Regions from separate parts of the Homo sapiens genome. Here region 2 is linked to region 1. A link is an interaction called in ENCODE POLR2A ChIA-PET data of the cell type or tissue named here. Cell type or tissue: PC-9. All regions are shown on one strand. Links, peaks and the distances in the headings refer to the core of each region. The heading gives the core; the rest is flanking DNA.

Evidence for each region. ChIA-PET counts read pairs that join two places held together with the same protein. Peaks named below come from ENCODE experiments on the same cell type or tissue, not always from the same donor. Only the 100,000 strongest peaks of a DNase experiment are listed, where the experiment ranks them.
Region 2: POLR2A ChIA-PET joins it to region 1 with 9 read pairs; 2 of 35 experiments call an interaction of 5 or more read pairs at or near these places.

The regions. Positions count from the first base shown.
Region 1 is chr3:50,303,302-50,310,303 of GRCh38, forward strand. HYAL1 (hyaluronidase 1) reads right to left here and starts at 273. Exons shown (of 4, transcript NM_033159.4): 1 at 165-273. RefSeq lists enhancers at 1-691, 509-678. In PC-9, for the core only: no CTCF peak of the experiment used is centred there; no DNase peak of the experiment used is centred there.
Region 2 is chr3:50,150,786-50,161,285 of GRCh38, forward strand. It overlaps SEMA3F (semaphorin 3F), which reads left to right and starts at 4,539. Exons shown (of 19, transcript NM_004186.5): 1 at 4,539-4,779; 2 at 8,790-8,949. The coding sequence starts at 8,838. It overlaps LOC124909484 (basic proline-rich protein-like), which reads left to right and starts at 3,885. Exons shown (of 2, transcript XM_047449434.1): 1 at 3,885-3,911; 2 at 4,276-5,004. The coding sequence starts at 3,885. The coding sequence ends at 5,004. It overlaps SEMA3F-AS1 (SEMA3F antisense RNA 1), which reads right to left and starts at 5,300. Exons shown (of 4, transcript NR_135301.1): 1 at 4,949-5,300. RefSeq lists an enhancer at 1-534 and silencers at 3,814-3,873, 3,884-4,023, 4,054-4,523. In PC-9, for the core only: no CTCF peak of the experiment used is centred there; a DNase peak (open chromatin) is centred at 4,326; H3K4me3 peaks cover 1,566 bases.

The DNA of each region.
Region 1 (7,002 bases), core at 217-2,716:
CCTCAGCCCCCAGGCTGACCCGACCAAGGGGGGGAGGCCTTCCTGTCTCTTCCACCAGAAATCCTGGCAGCCACTGGAGGAAGATCCAATGGCCTCAGTGACCAAGGACAGGTCAACCCAGCCCTCCTGTACACCCGCCAGTCTGCCCGCTCGTCCCTGCTGACCTTGGGGCTGAAGGGCCTTATCCTCCAAATTTCCTGACCCCAGGATGGGGGCCTAAGCAGGGCCTGGCCAGATTCCACCCCAGCTGCACCAGAGACTCCTGGAGGAAGGAGCCGCTGCTGGAAATTCTGAGCTTTTGTAGGGGGTCACCCCACCCAGGCCAGGGGCGGGCCAAGGGGCGGGCCTTGGATTAGGAGGCCAGGCCAGCCAGGCATCAGGGCTACCTCTGAATCCCTGGCAAAGGGATCTTGGTTGGGGGTGGGGCTGGGCCAACAGTGGCCCCTCCCACGCTGTCAGCACTAGGGCAGGGCTTTGTGGCCTTACCTAGGCTGGAGGAGGTGGGCAGGGGCAGACCCTGCTGGGCAGGCCTGTTTGTGACACTGGAGACCGGGTTCTTTCGTGTCTTGTGCTCAGGGAGTGTTCTTTGTCCACGTGGCTGCATCTGACATTGATGGGCCCTAGGCACTTTACTTTCGTGGATCTTTTCCTCCTTAAAAAAAATATTTTAAAATATGGCCAGGCATGCCAGGTGCGGAGGCTCACGCCTATAATCCTAGCACTTTGGGAAGCCGAGGTGGCAGATCACGAGGTCAGGAGATCGAGACCATCCCGGCTAACATGGTGAAACCCCTTCTCTACTAAAAATACAAAAAATTAGCCGGGCGTGGTGGCAGGCGCCTGTAATCCCAGCTACTCGGGAGGCTGAGGCAGGACAATCCCTTGAACCCGGGAGGCAGAGGTTGCAGTGAGCCAAGACTGCTCCACTGTGCTACTATACTCCAGCCTGGGTGACAGAGAGCGACTCCATCTCAAAAAAAAAAAAAAAAAAAAAAATATATATATATATATATATATATATATATATATATATATATGGCTATAGTCTTAGCACTTTGGGAGGCTGAGGTGGGAGAATTGCTTGAGCCCAGGAGTTCGAGACCAGCCTAGGCAATGTAGCAAGACCCCATCTCTACAAAAAAATTAAAAATTAGCTGGGCATGGTGGTATGTACCTGTAGTCCCAGCTACTTGGGACACTGAGGCAGGAGGAGTGCTTGAGCCCAGGAGGTCATGTCTGGGTTACACTATTATATATTAATTATTAATATATTTACATTTATATTCTTCTTCTGATTAAAAAAACATTTTGTGGGCCCCTGAAAGTACTGTGGCCCTAGGCCTTGGGTCTATTGTGCTTAGTGGATAAGTCATCCCTGTTGTAGGGACCTGTTTCTGAAAGGCACTGTGTTCATGAAGTCAGGGCTGTGTCATCACCCTTTGTATATGTGCTGGGTTAGTGACTGTGTCTTTGTGAAGCCCCATTTAGTGACCATCTGAGCCTCTGCACAAATTCCAGTGGCAAGTAGGTGTGAGTGTGGAACCCAGTGCCTGGGACTGGGTGTGTGTGAGCCCTGCTGTCTTGTGAGCATGAGATCCTGTGTTTGTGTGACCATGCATATGAGCTGTCAGTGAGCACATGCTTGTTCATTCATTTGTGGTTTCACTTGTTCAATATGTGAAAGGAAAATATCTTGGGCCCCTTCAAGCTGGGAACCGCTCAGGACAAATCTGCCTCCCATTCTATTCAAGTCATCCTTTTGCTTACAGACATAGATGCATATTATGATTGCCTCCATTGCCTCTTTTGGAAAGACTACCAGAAACTCAAAAGAATGCAACCATCTGTCTGTCACCTGCCTGTGACCTGGAAGCCCCCAGTGGGGGGCCGTGCTTTGAGCTGTCTCCACCTCTCTGGACAGAGCTTATGTACTTCTGTTTTTTTTTTATTTTTATTTTTTGAGACGGAGTCTCGCTCTGTCGCCCAGGCTGGAGTGCAGTGGTGCGATCTCAGCTCACTGCAAGCTCTGCCCCCCGGGTTCATGCCATTCTCCTGCCTCAGCCTCCCGAGTAGCTGGGACTACAGGCGCCCGCCACCACGCCTGGCTAATTTTTTGTATTTTTAGTAGAGACGAGGTTTCACCGTGTTAGCCAGGATGGTCTCGATCTCCTGACCTTGTGATCTGCCTGCCTCAGCTTCCCAAAGTGCTGGGATTACAGGTGTGAGCCACCGCGCCTGGCCTAATTTTTTTTTAGATGAAGTCTCACTCTGTCGCCCAGGCTGGAGTGCAATGGCATGATCTCGGCTCACTGCAACCTCTGGCTCCCGGGTTCAAGCGATTCTCCTGCCTCAGCCTCCAGAGTAGCTGGGACTACAGGCGCGTGCCACCACACCCAGCTAATTTTTATATGTTTAGTAGAGACAGGGTTTCACCATATTGGCCAGGCTGGTCTTGAACTCCTGACCTTGTGATCTGCCCACCTTGGCCTCCCAAAGTGCTGGGATTACAGGCTTGAGCCACCACGCTTGGCTAAGGTACTTCTTACGTATTGATAGATGTCTCATATCTCCCTAAAATGTATAAAACCAAGCTGTGCCCGGAACACCTTGGGCACATGTCATCAGGACTTCCTGAGGCTGTGTCTTGGATGCATCTTCAACCTCAGCAAAATAAACTTTTTAAATTAACTGAGAGCTGTCTCAGATTTTCTGGGTTCACATTTGGTAACTATGGATGGATTCTGTGTGGAGATGTCCTTGACTTTTGACTAATTGCCTATCTGTGCTTGGTACCAGCAGGAGCTAACTTTATGGCTCAAACCAATAGGACAATTTGCTGAGGTCTGGGAGCACCCCCTCCAGAGAATCCTTGATTTCTCAATTGGTTGAGATCTAAAGTTTATTTTGCTGTACAACTCTTTTTTTTTTTTTTTTTTTTTTTGGAGTTTTACTTGCTCCCAAAAGGAAAGCAAGTTTTTCTGCTTCCATGACGATGGAAGGCAGGTAACTCCTTTATGGAGTTTGAGCTCGCTTCCAACAGGGAAAATTAGTTTTTTTTTCCTGCTTCTGGGATGGTAGAGAGCAGTCTACAGCCTGAGACCCATCACTAGGTAAGAAACTGGCTTGGGATTCTGCCTTGCAATTTCCTTTAAATGACTAAAGTTAGCATTTAACAACCAGCTGGTGTTAACTTCTGCTTACACTTACAGCACTCAGAAATCATATACTTTGTGTGATCATTGTTACTTTAGCAGCATTTTGTTCTAGCTGAAATATGGTAATAAGATTAAAAAAATTTTTTTTGGCTGGGAGTGGTGGCTCACACCCGTAATCCCAACACTTTGGGAGGCCGAGGTGGGCGGGTCACCTGAGGTCGGGAGTTTGAGACCAGCTTGGCCAACATGGTGAAACCTATCTCTACTAAAAATACAAAAATTAGCCCGGCATGGTGGTGGGTGCCTGTAATCCCAGCTACTCAGGAGGCTGAGGCAGGAGAATTGCTTCAACCTGGGAGGTGGGGGTTGCAGTGAGCCGAGATCATGCTACTGTTACTCCAGCCTCAGTGACAGAGCAAGACTCCATCTCAACAACAACAACAACAACAACAAAAACACAAAAATTATCCAGGCATGGTGGCCCACACCTATAATCCCAGCTATTCAGGAGGCTGAGGCAGGAGAATCACTTAAACTTGGAAGGCGGAGGTTGCAGTGAGCTGAGATTGCGCCACTGCCCTCTAGCCTGGGTGACAGAGCAAGACTCTGCTAAAAAAAAAAAAAAATAAGCCGGGTGCAGTGGCTCACACATAATCCTAGCACTTTGGGAGACTGAGGCAGGAGGATCATTTGAGGTCAGGAGTTTGAAACCAACCTGGCCAACATGGCGAAACCCTGTTTCTACTAAAAATACAAAAATTAGCCAGGCTTAGTGGTGTGTGCCTATAATCCCAGCTACTTGGGAGGCTGAGGCAGGAGAATCGCTTGACCTGGGAGGCAGAGGTTGCAATGAGCTGAGATCATGCCACTGCACTCCAGCCTGGGTGACAGCAAGACTCAGTCTCAAGAAAAAAATAAAAAATAAAAAATAAACCAAAATAGGGCCGGACGCAGTGGCTCACGCTTGTAATCCCAGCACTTTGGGAGGCCGAGGCGGGCGGATCACAAGGTCAGGAGATCAAGACCATCCTGGCTAACATGGTGATACCCTGTCTCTACTAAAAATACAAAAAATTAAGCTGGGCGTGGTGGTGGGCGCCTGTAGTCCCAGCTACTCGGGAGGCTGAGGCAGGAGAATGGCGTGAACCCGGGAGGCGGAGCTTGCAGTGAGCGGAGATCATGCCACTGCACTCCAGCCTGGGTGACAGAGCAAGACTCCATCTGAAAAAAAAAAAAAAAAAAAAAAAACCCAAAATAAATAAAAAGGAGGGATGTTCAGAACAAATTGGAAAGTCCAACCATGTCATGAACAGTCAGTGTAAGTCACAAAAAACCCAAAAACTTTTTTTTTTTTTTTGAGACGGAGTCTCGCTCTATCACCCAGGCTGGAGTGCAGTGGCGCAATCTCGGCTCACTGCAAGCTTGCCTCCCGGGTTCACGCCATTCTCCTGCCTCAGCCTTCTGAGTAGCTGGGACTACAGGGGCCCGCCATCATGCCTGGCTAATTTTTTTGTGTTTTTAGTAGAGACAGGGTTTCACCATGTTAGCCAGGATGGTCTTGATCTCCTGACCTCGTGATCCACCTGCCTCGGCCTCCAGAAGTGCTGAGATTACAGGTGTGAGCCACCGTGCCCGGCCAAAAACCCAAAAACTTTTATATAATCAAGTTGTCGTATACTTTTTTCTTCAGGGTAGAGTCTTGCTTTGTTGCCCAGGCTGAAGTGCAGTGGTGCAATCTTGGCTCACTGCAACCTCTGCCTCCTGGGTTCAAGTGATTCTCCTGCCTCAGCCTCCCCAGTAGCTGGGTTTACAGGCATGTGCCACCACACCTGGCTAATTTTTGTATTTTTGGTAGACATGGGGTTTCAGCATATTGGCTTGGCTGGTCTCAAACTCCTCGCCTCAGGTGATCCGCCTGCCTTGGCCTCCCAAAATGCTAGGATTACAGGCGTGAGCCACCATGTCAGGCCACGTTGTCGTATTATATATTATTATTATTATTATTTTTTGAGATGGATTCTCGCTCTGTCACCCAGGCTGGAGTGCAGTGGCGCGATCTCAGCTCACTGCAAGCTCCACCTCCCAGGTTCATGCCATTCTCCTGCCTCAGCCTCCTGAGTAGCTGGGGCTACAGGCGCCCACCACCGCGCCCGGCTAATTTTTTGTATTTTTGGTAGAGACAGGGTTTCACCGTGGTCTCGATCTCCTGACCTCGTGATCTGCCCACCTTGGCCTCCCAAAGTGCTGGGATTACAGGCATGAGCCACCGTGCCTGGCCTTTTTTTTTTTTTTTAGACGAAGTCTCACTCTGTCACCCAGGCTGGAGTGCAATGGCAGGATCTCGGCTCACTGCAACCTCTGGCTCCTGGGTTCAAGCGATTCTCCTCCCCTAGCCTCCCGAGTAGCTGGGATTACAGGTGCACACCACTACACCTGGCTAATTTTTGTATTTTTAGTAGAGACAGAGTTTCAGCATGTTGGTCAGGATGGTCTTGAACTCCTGACCTCGTGATCTGCCTGCCTCGGCCTCCCAAAATGCTGGGATTACAGGCGTGAGCCACCGTGCCTGGCCAACAGCTTTTAACAATTTAGTACAGTCCTATGAACAAAATTTGGAGCATATTTGTTTCTCTACCTGATTTCTCCAGAATTTGGAAACTATTTGTGAGTATTCTTAACTTATGGCAATACAGTTATTTGCATAAGTGCCATAAGAATCTGTTTTTGCCTGGCATGGTGGCTCACTCCTGTAATCCCAGCACTTTGGGAGGCCAAGGTGGGCAAATCACCTGAGGTTGTGAGTTCGAGACCAGCCTGGCCAACATGGCAAAACCCCATCTCTACTAAAAACACAAAAATTAGCTGGGCATGGTGGCACATGCCTGTAATCCCAGCTACTCCAGAGGCTAAGGCAGTAGAATCGCTTGAACCTGGGAAGCAGAGGTGGCAGTGAGCTGAGATTGCACCATTGCACTCCAGCCTGGGCAACAGAGCCAGACTCCACCAAAAAAAAAAAAAAAAAAAAGAATCTGTTTTCATTTGTAACAGGACACAATTGGAGGAATTGATTATTTGACCAAGACTTTGACAGGAATGGTGTGCTTTCGTTTAAGGAATCAAACTTAACTTATGGAGCCAATAAAGCCCTTGGGAAAACTGGCCTCACATTTTGTGTACACAGTCCCTGTACAGGATTTCTTACCTGTGGTAAGTAAAGAATGTCACTTTCTGGGGCCAGGAGTGGTGGCTCATGCCTGTAATCCCAGCACTTTGGGAGGCCAACGCGGGAGGATCACCTGAGGTCAGGAATTCAAGACTAGCCTGATCAAAAAAAAAAGGATGTCACTTTCTGACAGGCACAGAGGCCCCAGGTTTATGTTTATCTTGGAACTTGAAAGGAGAGGAAATTCCATCCAACTCATGGGTATTTGATGGCACAAATCCATGGCTGGGCAGGGCTTTAAAAAGTCTTACCTGAGATTCCTCTTATGGGACAAAATAAATTATTCTTGCTGCACTGTATACAAATATTTAGGCCAAGTATAATAAGCAAACAAGTCATACCATGATTTGTCTTTAGTAAAATGGGAAATTGGAGAGAGAATAAAATCATGTTTCAAAACGAATGTTCACCTGTTGTTAGATTCTAGTCTTAACTGTTTTTTTGTTTGTTTGCTTCCAATTTTTATGATTTTCTACAGTTTGGAATGAATTTTTCTTGGCTACAAGTCTTCAAATTAAGTTTTCAATTTTTTTCCTTCTTTTTTTTCATTTTCCTAATTTGGAGTCACTGAAAACTAAGCTGTGTGTTTTTTTTTTTTTTTTTGAGACAGAGTCCCGCTCTGTC
Region 2 (10,500 bases), core at 3,222-5,721, 150 kb before region 1:
AGGAAACACAGGGTTTAGACTGGTGCTGAAGTCCGGGAAGAACATTTGTGGTAGAGGGAACAACAGCAGAGACGGCTTGGAGGCAGCTTTAGGGAGAGGCCAGGTCATTCCAGCTTTTGATCGGCTCAGAGCCAGCCCCTGGGGCAGGCTGGGCAGGAGAAGGCTGCACACGGAACCTCAGTGAGTCCCCATGGCCTGCCTCCTCCTGGTGCCACCCAACCGCCTGCCCCGAGCCCCCTCTCCAGCCCCCTTCCCAACACTCCCCCTCCCTGGGATCCAGTTCCTAGTGGGTGGGGGCTGGGCCAGAGAGCAGGCAACAGCGCCTGGGGCAGGGGAGATGAGAAAACCAGAAAGCGAGGAAACCTGAGCCAGCGACGCTGGGGCTGGGCGGGCCGGGGCCTGCTTGCCCTGCCAGGCCCAGGGAACAAGTTCCCCCCTAAGACTAGGGCAGGGGAGGAGGTGAGGGAGTGCTGGTGTGGCTGCCGCCCTCATCCAATGGGGATGGAGGGTCTCTGAGGCCCAGGCCCTCCAAGTCCAGCCTTCGTGTGCAGAGGCCAGGAGGGCAGGCCCCAGTGCACCTCCAGGCTTCCCTCTCCCCACCTGAGGTGAGCCACGGGGAGGCAGACAACAGGGACCTGCAGCAGGAGGCCGGAGGCTGCAGTTCAGTTCCCATGCATCCTGGAAGAGCCAAAAGGAAGAGAAACAGGCACAACCACCGCCAGAAACAAAGTCCAGGCCAGGGTGAAGGGCAGGGTGTATTTGCGGGAGGAAAGCTTCAAGGTTTTCCTGCCCGTTGCTGGCACCATCATCCAGGTGGGGGCTGGGCCAATGACTTCCCTGTTGTAACCCTCACTGTTGGCTCGGTCACCCCTCACAAGCTCCAGGACCTCAAGACTATGAAGTCCACCCTGAAGCTCAGCCAGGTCCACCCAGATCCGAGTGCAGTGTATCCCACGCAGCCGGGGCACACCTGGGAAGGAGGAGGAGGCTGCCCCAGGAGGGTATTCCAGAGGTGGATTCAGTGCAGGAGCTGGACCTGGCCTAACCAGCTGTGTCTGCACACACCCCTTCACCTGCGTGACCAGACTAGCACCAGGGCGGGCCATGGGGGAGGCTGAATGAAACTTAGGCCTAAGATCTGAGTGTCCTACCCAACAGGAGGGAGGTCAGGCCAGTAGGAAGCCAGCCTGTCTCTCTCCCTTCAGATGACGCCACAGGGCATCCTGGGTGGTTCTCAGGTGGAGTTAGAACAGCAGAGTGGCTTCTGGAGAGGAGGACAGAAGGATTGTGGGTGTCAAGGAGAGCACAGGGTGGGGGGCAGCCAGTCCAGAGGAGCTGAGAGTAGGGCAGGGAGTTGACTCCCTGAGTCTTGGCTTCTTGGCTGTGTTCCCTCTCCGATCTGGTGCTGCAGGGATTTGCTCTCTTATTTTTGCTCTCTTATTCACATGATAAAGATGCGTGGAGTTCCAGAAGTGCCCTGTGGGACTCCAGCAGGCATCCAGCTCCTGCGTGCCTATCAGGGTTGCAGGCCCTTGGCTCCATGTGGGCCCTGCAGCCTGGCCTTCCTGTCCTGGAGCTTTCCCACAGCCACTGAAAATGCCTTCTCCAGGCACCACAGCCTGGTGGCTCCAGGCCTCCCCCAACCCTCCCTACCTCCCCACTCTCCTCCCTCATGCTCAACTGTACAATGGGGACAACAGGGCCTGCTTCTCAGCCCAATTGTGAAGCACCTGGGGGTGAATAACCGCAAAACTTCCTGGCATGCAATGCCTCCCAACCTGGTATCCAGAGCTGGTTTTGAGGGGTCTGTGGACCTCTGAAATTGAAGACAAAATTGTGAAAAGCTATACAATATTCCCCTGAATAATATAATATACCTCGGAGATATGGCGGGTTTGGTTCCAGACCACCACAATAAAGCTAACATTGTAATAAAGCAACTCACAAATTTTTTTGGTTTCCCAGTGCATATAAAAGTCATGTTTACACTATACTGTAGTCTGTTAAGTGTGTGATAGCATTATGTCTAAAAAATGTACATATCTTAATTAAAAAATACTTTATTGCTAAAAAATGCTAATGAAGTGAGCACATGCTGTTGGAAAAATGGTGCTGATAGACTTGCTCGACACAGAGTTGCAACAAACCTTCAACTTCAGAAAACACAATATCTGCAAAACGCAATAAACCACAATAAAATGAGGTCTGCCGATATGTATATGCACACACACACACAAACTATAACAACATATTATGATGATACAAAATGCTCACCCCAGCACTGACACAGAGCAAGGGCTCAGTGTGGATTCACTGCTGCAATAACAATTTTTTTTGTATGATTATTCAGCCCTCTCGAATTGCTTAGGAAGGAATTGGCATTCCACCCCATGTAGCCAGGCTCAATTCTAGCTCTTTGCCCTCTTCCTGGCCCCCTTCCCTGGTCTCCCTGCCATTGAAGGCCTCTGTGTGCTGGGCCTATTCTGTGTGTCTGAGTGGAGCTTCATGAACAGATCAGTTGAGCCTCTTTCCTTCCCAACCCAGTACACTGGAGTCTCTGGCAAGTCCTGACAGCTCTTCCGTGGTAACCAGCATGATGCTAATGATGCTGGAGATAGTGATAGAAGTGGCCAGGCTATAAGGAGACCATGGAGGCTGTGAGAGGATGGAAGGGATGGTGTTGGAAGCCATAGAGATGGTGGCTTAAGCTGTATTGGTGATGGTGGTGCAGTGGTGGTGACCTCAGGGGTGACCCTCATACAGATGAGTGGGGATGAGGAGAGATGGATTGTCACAGTGTTTTCAATGAGGCGTGACAAAGGGGAGAGGTGCAGGTGCTGTCACAGCAGCTCCATAACTCCAGGATGGTGTTTGCTCACCTCAAATGCCCTGCCTGTGCTTGGAGCATGAGGCAGCACTCTAAGTCCTGAGTCAGGAGACCCTCAGCAGGATCCCTAGTGCCCAGCTCCACCTTGCACTTGGAGTCAACCAGTCAATGGGTCAGAGGGAGAGAGGTCTTTTCCTGGAGGTCTTGCTAGCCAGGGAGAGAAGTGGGAGGAGGAAGAAGGCGGAGAGGAGGAGTGAGAAGAAAAAGAGAAAGGAGGAAGAGGGTAAAGAGCAGGAAGAAGGAGGAGGAAGAAGAGAAGGAAATGCATGGGGTGGAGGAAGAGAAGGGAGAGGAGGAGAGGGCAGAGAAGGAAAAATCCAGGAGAAGAGAGGAGAAGGAGGAAAAGGAGGGAGATGGAAAAGAGGGAGAAGAGGAGAGAGGAAGAGGGAGAAGAGAGGGGAGAAGGAAGGAGAGGCAGAGGGAGAAGAGGAGAAAGGAAAGAGGAGAAAGAGGAGGGCACAGAAGACAGAACAGGAAGAGGATGAAGGAGAGGACAAAGGGCCAACGCCCCTGGGAGCCTCCGCAGGGTGCCCGGGGCAGGGCTGAGAAGTGGTCCTGGTGGTGAGGCCATGACCTTGGAAAGTTGGGTTGGGCAGAGGGTCCCTTCCTGGGGTCACGGTAGGCCCTTCTCAGTTGCTGAGCCATTGGCTCATCACCAGGCCATTTGAAAGCAAATGTCCCCTTGAGGAGAGAAGGTGCTAGCTGATCTGGCCTCTCTAAGGTATGGAACTATAAGGAGAGTCTGTGGGAGCTGCTGGCCTGAAATAAGGGCTGGCGATTGAGGCGATCACGGGGAGTCGTTGAATGGCTGGAGAGAGCTGTGTGGCTGGGCTGCCCCCGACCTGGCCTAGGCTGGAGGCTGAGCCCGCGGGAAGGTCCGGCGGTGCCAGCCGTCCCAGGGGCTGCACCGCCACCTGCTGAGCAGCCCGGGCAGTCAGGGGTCCTGCGCCGCGGGGCCCACGCACGGGACCAGGGGCACGGCCGGCGGCGAGTGGGAATGAGGGACGCGGAAGGGGGTGCTCAGGTGAGCGCAGGCTCGTTGCTCCCTGGCGCTGCAGCCCTTCTCGCCAGGGAGTTGAATGCCCGGGTAAACACCAGGCGCGATGTGTGCGGTGTATTCACAGAGAGACAAAGCCAGGGCGGGGCGGGGGCGCCGCCCGCGAAGCGGGGGCGGGGGCGAGGGGTGCAGACTAGTCTCCCCCGGCGCGGGGTGCCCACCGCCTGGGAACCCTGAGCCCGGCCCACGGACAGGTGGAGCGGGGGCGGGGCGGTGGCTGGGCGGGTCCCGCCCCGGGGGTGGGGCTGGGCGGGCCGGGCGGGGCGGGGCTGCGCTATGCAAATGTCGCCCACGGGCGGCCAATTGCCGGCGCTCCCCGCGCGGCTCTGAGCGCCCCGTCCCGCCGGCGGCCGCGAGACCAGAGCGAGCGAACGAACCGCGGCGGTCCGGAGAGCCCCGAGCGCAGCGCAGGACCTGGGTACGCCGCGAGGAACCGTGCAGCCCAGCGCGGCCGCCCGGCCCGGGTCCAGCAGCCAGGAGAGCGCAGCGCTTCGAAGCCGAGTGCGCGCCACCGCCCGCGCCCCGCGCTGGGGAATGCGCCCTCGGCGCGCCGGCCAGGGGGCGCCCGCAGCCCACCCCAGGGGAGGCGGCCCCGAGCGCCCCTGAGCCTTCCCATGGCCCGGGCTGGGGCCCGGGCCCTCGGCTGCTGACGCGCCCGAAGCCCGCGGAACCGGTTAAGCCGCGGCCGCGGCGCCGATCCCGGCTGAGGCGCAGCGGCGAGAGGTCGCGGGCAGGGCCATGGCCCCGGGGGGCCGCTAGCGCGGACCGGCCCAACGGGAGCCGCTCCGTGCCGCCGCCGCCGCCCGGGCGCCCAGGCCCCGCCGCTGCGGAAGAGGTGAGTGCAGCGGGAACCGGGAGGGAGCGGGCAGGCGGCCGGGCCACCCCGCGACCCCTCTGGGACCCGCGGCACTGCAACTCCGCAGAAGTGTCCGGGGAGCGGGTCTCGTCGAGCCGGGGGGCTGCCCGCGGACATAGGGGCAACAAGGCTGGGGTGGGATTCTTACCTGTCCTGGAGGCCCGGACCCCTTACCTACGGGGCGGCGTATGGATGTGTGGATGATGTGGCCTGCGGGGTCACCCATGTGCAAAGCAACTTTTTCCTGCAAGGTTCTGGGTGGGTGCTCTCATACACCCCCACCTTCACGCTTCTGGAGCGGGAGTTCCGATCCCCCTTCTGCCTCAGCTCTCTCTCCCATTAACGCCCGAGGCAGCGCTCTTCCCCGTAGATGCGCTTGCCCTACCTCAGTGTCTCTACTTGAGGACTGGCCAGCCCGAAGGGAAGCGGTATACTGGCAGTCCCCACGTGGGGGGTCTCCCACATCAGCAGAGTGGGAGGACCTCCAGTCCTGAGGCATTTCTCCCAGCATTGTGCCAGCCCCTTGACCCCCAGCTGCCACCTTGGGTTTGCTTTTACAGCAGAGTCCTGCCTGGATTAGGGGCACGGCTGTATGTAGTGTGTAGGTGAGCTTGGAGAGCCTGCGGTCAATCCCTAGTTTGAACCAGGGGTCCCAGTGGTGAAGTGGGCAGGGGACAGCGGGGGCTTGGCGGGGTTGCCCCCAGCAGATGGGACAGGAGGGTATCAAAGTTGGCCTAGGAATGAGGCAGTGCTGGCGGGAGTTGGCTGGAGCTGGGGCTGGGGGCCCCACTGGATAAATAACTCCTAATTTTTGAGATAGCTGTGTTTTGCCACCAGAACATTACTGCTTGGGAGAGGTAAGGGAGACGCCAACCAAAGACACCAGTATGTCCACCCTGAAGCTGGGCCAGGTTGGGGACCTCTGTCCTCCTGAATTCACCCAGATAGTCTCCCAGTAGTTATCCTAGTTGCAGAGAAGGGAAAACTGCACCCAGGGGTTGGGAGCCCCATCTCAGCCCAGGGAGTTGGATGGAGCTGAGGCCTCTTCCCAGGCTACCCAAGGGGTGTGCCAGGACCCCGTAGGGTATAGTGTCTAGGCAGGCGGGGGGCACAGGCATGCCTACTCCTGCTGCTCCCCCTTCAGCTCCGAAGGAGCCAGGCCCGGAAGTGGGGAGGTGGGGGCCGGAGAGAAAGCAGGGGCCAGAGAGAAGGCGGCAGCCCACCCAGCCTCAGCCCCTCGCTGCTCAGCATACCTTGGGGGGAGGATGGAGCCAGGCTCAGGTGACCTTGACTGGGAAACCCTGGCCACAAAAGGGGGGTTTCAGTCCCAGCTATGCTGGGGTGGCTCTGCTTCCTGGTCCTTGAGGTGTTGGGGGATGGGGAAGCTGAGGAGCCAAGAAGGAGACAGAGCTCTTGTTGAAGTGGGGGAGGGAATCTGAGGGGCTGGGTAGCGGGTGGGGTGCTGTTGATAATCTCCCCATGTTCCCCTACGGCCCCTGTTCCTGCCTCCCTTCCATCCAGGCAGTCCTCAGCTCGGAGGAGCCAACCTCCCTTCCTGGAGACAGGCTGTCCACCCCCACCCCCAACTCCAAGCCTGGGCGGTCTGGATCCGGCTGTACAGTTTGGCCACCTGGCCCCCTGTCCCATCCCAGGTGCCTCCGGACTCCTTCCTCTGGCCGCCTCTTCCCTGCACCCCTTGCCAGCCCCGGCTCCTCGTTTCTTTGTTCAAGCGTCTCTCCTCCGTCCCTCCCTCTCTCCTCCCTCTCTCCTCCTCCCTCCCGCCTGCCTCCCTCCCTTGCTCCCTCCCACCAGCCTTCCTTCCCTCCTTCTCTGCTTTCTTCCTGGTGGGCTCCCAGGTGGCGGTGGCTGTTCTTCCTCTGTCCACTGACCTGGGCTTGGTGTGACTTGGGGGCTTTTCTGGGGCTGGGGCTGGGTGACAGGCATCTCGGGACTGGCAGAGGGGAAGGCACTGTGGGTTTGCCCTTTCTTTCCCTCTCTGTCCTTCTTCTCCTTTTCTTCCTTCCCTCTCCTTCTTTCCCCCACCTGCCAGGCTGTCCAAGAGGGGACCTGGACTTGAGACTGAGGCCCCAGCAAACTTGAGCCCCTCCCCATTCACCTCTTTAAAAGGCCAAAGCATTTGGATGGGAAGTCCCTGTAGGGACCCAGTAGAAAGACTCCCCACCTCTCTGGACACATTGGGTGACTCCAACCCTGTCCTTGGTGACACTGACTTTGTCACCATGAACATGGATGAAGGAAAAAATGAGGTCATGGGGAGGGGGGAGGCGGGAGGCAGGTTGACAGGAGCCCCCGTTACATAGTATCGAAGCTCTCTGAGGGACTCAGACGGCATCTTGCGCCAGGACAGTATCTCCCAGCTCCCCTGAGCCCCACCCCACTAGCAGGTCAAGTTCTTGAGCAAACTCATGCTTGTAAGGACGTGTGTGGGCCTGCAAGTGTGAACGTGTGCATATCCACAGCTGTTATCAGGGGCCTCCCAGGTGCACCTTGAGGGTGACGGTGGCTGCACAGCCATTTCTCCCACCTGCCCCCACTTCTCAGAGCCTGCCATTCAGTCAGCACTAGCTTTGTGCCTCCCAGACCTGAGGAGGGGCTGGTTCTGATTCCCCCATCCCCCAGCTAGCCTCCCCAGGAGGCAGCATCTATGACAGGGGATCTGGAAGGACCATGAGCGGTGTGCCAGGCCCTCGGGAGAGAACATTCACACAGAGGGTACCGCGTAAGGAGTGGGCCAAGAGGCTGAAGCTGCACTTCCTGTCTGAGGAGCCATGAGTGGTTTGCCTTGGCAGGAGAGGCCAGGGCTGGGGGAGGTGGGTCTAGGGATGTCATCAGGGTCTAATGAGTGGGGCCTAAGAGTCAGACTGGAGCCTGGGCTTTGCCTCAGCATTGAGCAGCTATGGCAGGGGAGTCCCAGGCCATAGTACTGCCAACTCCCATCCCAGCATCCTAGAGATGGGCCTGGGGTCCTGCCTGCCACGGAAGAAGGGAGTACACAGGGCAGATCTGGGGGATGGGGCTCACATTTTCAGTCTCGATGCCCCCACCCGCAGTGCATCCGGTTGGGGGTGGTGGTAGGAGTTGGCGCTGGTTTGTGCCGGGAGGGAGCAATATGTTCTGACAACTGGTGCTGGGCTGCGTTTACCCAACAGCCAGCCTGCCTGGGGAGACAATATTTGAAAAACACAGTATTGAAACTTGGACCTGCTGGGGCTATGGGGGATTCTGAAGGTGGCAATGCCGCTGGCCCAGATCCAGCCCCAGGCCCACTGGCCATCCTAGCTTCCCTTCTTTGCCCTCTAGAGGCGGAGCTGGAAGTTTTCCCTGGCAGGAAGTCCTTCTGCCTGTCTGACCTGGGTCTCTCCTGCTTTGATTTTAGTACAAGTGGACTCTGCCATTCTCTGCCTTTCCTTTTCTGACTGGTGCTCCCTCTCTTCCATCTTGGGCTGTCTGCATGTGTCTCATTCCCCCACTCTCTCCTGTGCCTCCCCTCTACCGTAATAATCAGGTCCAGGTTTCTCTGTACTGGGAGAAGACCTGTGGCTGGAGCAGGCAGGGATGCACCCTATCTGTTCCCCATTCCTCCAGGTGGGAGGGAGAAGGAGTAACCCACTTTATTGGCCACAGATGCAGGGGAGAAAGGAGAAAGCATGCTGGGAGCTGGAAAGAGCCCTAAGATCACCTGGTTGGTCTGGGCCCTGTGAATGGAATTCAGCATGCCATGAGGGGTAGGGTTTGAGTCTCCAGCAGCCCCCATCAGTTCTGGTGACCCCAGGCTGGGGCCTATTGGTACTATCTCCCCAGACAAAGGCAGGCCAAAGAACGCACATGAGGTGTGCACACAGGGGCATTCATGGCCCCAGGCTGGGGGTGGAAGCGTGGAGGTACCCATCAACCTCTTTGTTCACCTTGGGTAGAAATTGAACTCCCCCATCTGCCTCACACATTCCAATCTTGGTTCCCCTTCCCAGGTTTCTAGAGAGTGGAGCCTGCTTCCTGGGCCCTAGGCCCCTCCCACAATGCTTGTCGCCGGTCTTCTTCTCTGGGCTTCCCTACTGACCGGGGCCTGGCCATCCTTCCCCACCCAGGACCACCTCCCGGCCACGCCCCGGGTCCGGCTCTCATTCAAAGGTAAGAAGCTGTTTTGTTCTTCCCCAGAAATCATCCTCTCTTTACAATAGCGCTCGGCTCCTCTGCACACGAGAGAAAGGGTGGGTCAGGACAAAACCAGGACAAATTGTACAGCCACATAGGTTGTGGGGGAGAAGGGAGACCGGGGAGGTGGTGGCTTGCTGGGAAAGGCTGGAGAACTGACCCATTTAGACACTTAGCAAAAGAGTCCAGAGTCTGGGCATCTTCCAGAGTCAGACTGTGGGTTCCTGGGCTGGGTGGCCTGAGGTCTGTAGGGCATGTCTTTCTGTATGATAATTGGAGAGGTGGCAATGTCACTCCTTCCAAACTTATGTCTGCTGCGGCCCCTCCTTGCCACTGCTATGCATCTGGTCCTGCCCTGAGCAGCCCCTGGGGTGGAAGGTCAGGCAGTTGGGCAGACACTGGAACCTCTGGACACTGGAAGAGCAGGACCTGCTCTCTTGGGGTGTGGGTGCTCGAGGAGCCTTCCTATGGTCTCCAAGTGGGAAGGGTTCCTAGAATCCAGGAGGGGACTGTTGGCTGTGACTGGCAGGGAGGCCGCCGGTGGGTTCAGGCAGAGCACGTGCTGCTGTGAGGGCCTGAGCTCCTGAGCTCCAGTGAGCACTTTGATGAGAAGTCACTGGGAGGTTTCAGTGATGGGCTGGGGTCTGCAGAGTGAGAGGCTGGTCGCCCGCTCCATCACCATTGCACTTAACCCACTGGACAGGTGCACGCACACGGTACACACATGGGTGTACAAATGGCTCACTCGAGAGCCACTTCCTCAAGGGTGTGTGTGGTCTGAAGAGTCTCCCCTGGGCCCAGGGTGAGGGGCAGTGGCCATGCTGGGGCCTGGGGGACCTGGGGTCATTGGGAGTTCTCAGCCTTGGCCCTCCTCTGGCCAGAGGTAACTTCATCCAGCCGCCTGCCCTGGGTGGGGTCGACTCAGCCCTGGCTGGCCAGATTTCCGGGCAGCCATACTGGGGTGAAAGGCTGGGGTGACCTTTCCTTCCTCGGGCTTGGCGGAGGCCCAGCCCTCACCTCACCATGTCCCCCAGCAGGGCCCCTCCCCTGGCCTCGTCCCACCCTGCCCCTTGATGGGAGGAGTAGGGGAGTAAGCTGCTTATCATCACTCTTCCCAGTCACCCGGCTCCTGGAATTTCTGAGGCTGTGCCTGGAAGGAGTCCCCTGCAGGGCCTGAGAAATGGGCTGAGAAGAGTTAATTTGTTTGGGCTGGAAAGCACCCCCCTTCCCCGGGCCCCAGGAAGGTGAGATATTTATTCTGCTGATACCTCCACCCTTCCCTGGTGGAATTCTTCAGAGCAGATTAATAAATCTTGAAGGGGCCAGTTCCCCCAAACCCCTCCCCAGCCCAGGGTCTGGCAGCGAGAGTAGAGTGTCTCCTCCCCCGATAGTGGAAGGGAGGGGTGGCTTGGTCTCCACACCCCTGGGACCTTGCGTCCGCTCTGGGTGTTGTTTTTGTCATCATGCATGCAAGTAAGCAGGAGGGGCAAAACAGAGAGGGGTCTTCCGTGTGCTCCTTCTAAGCCT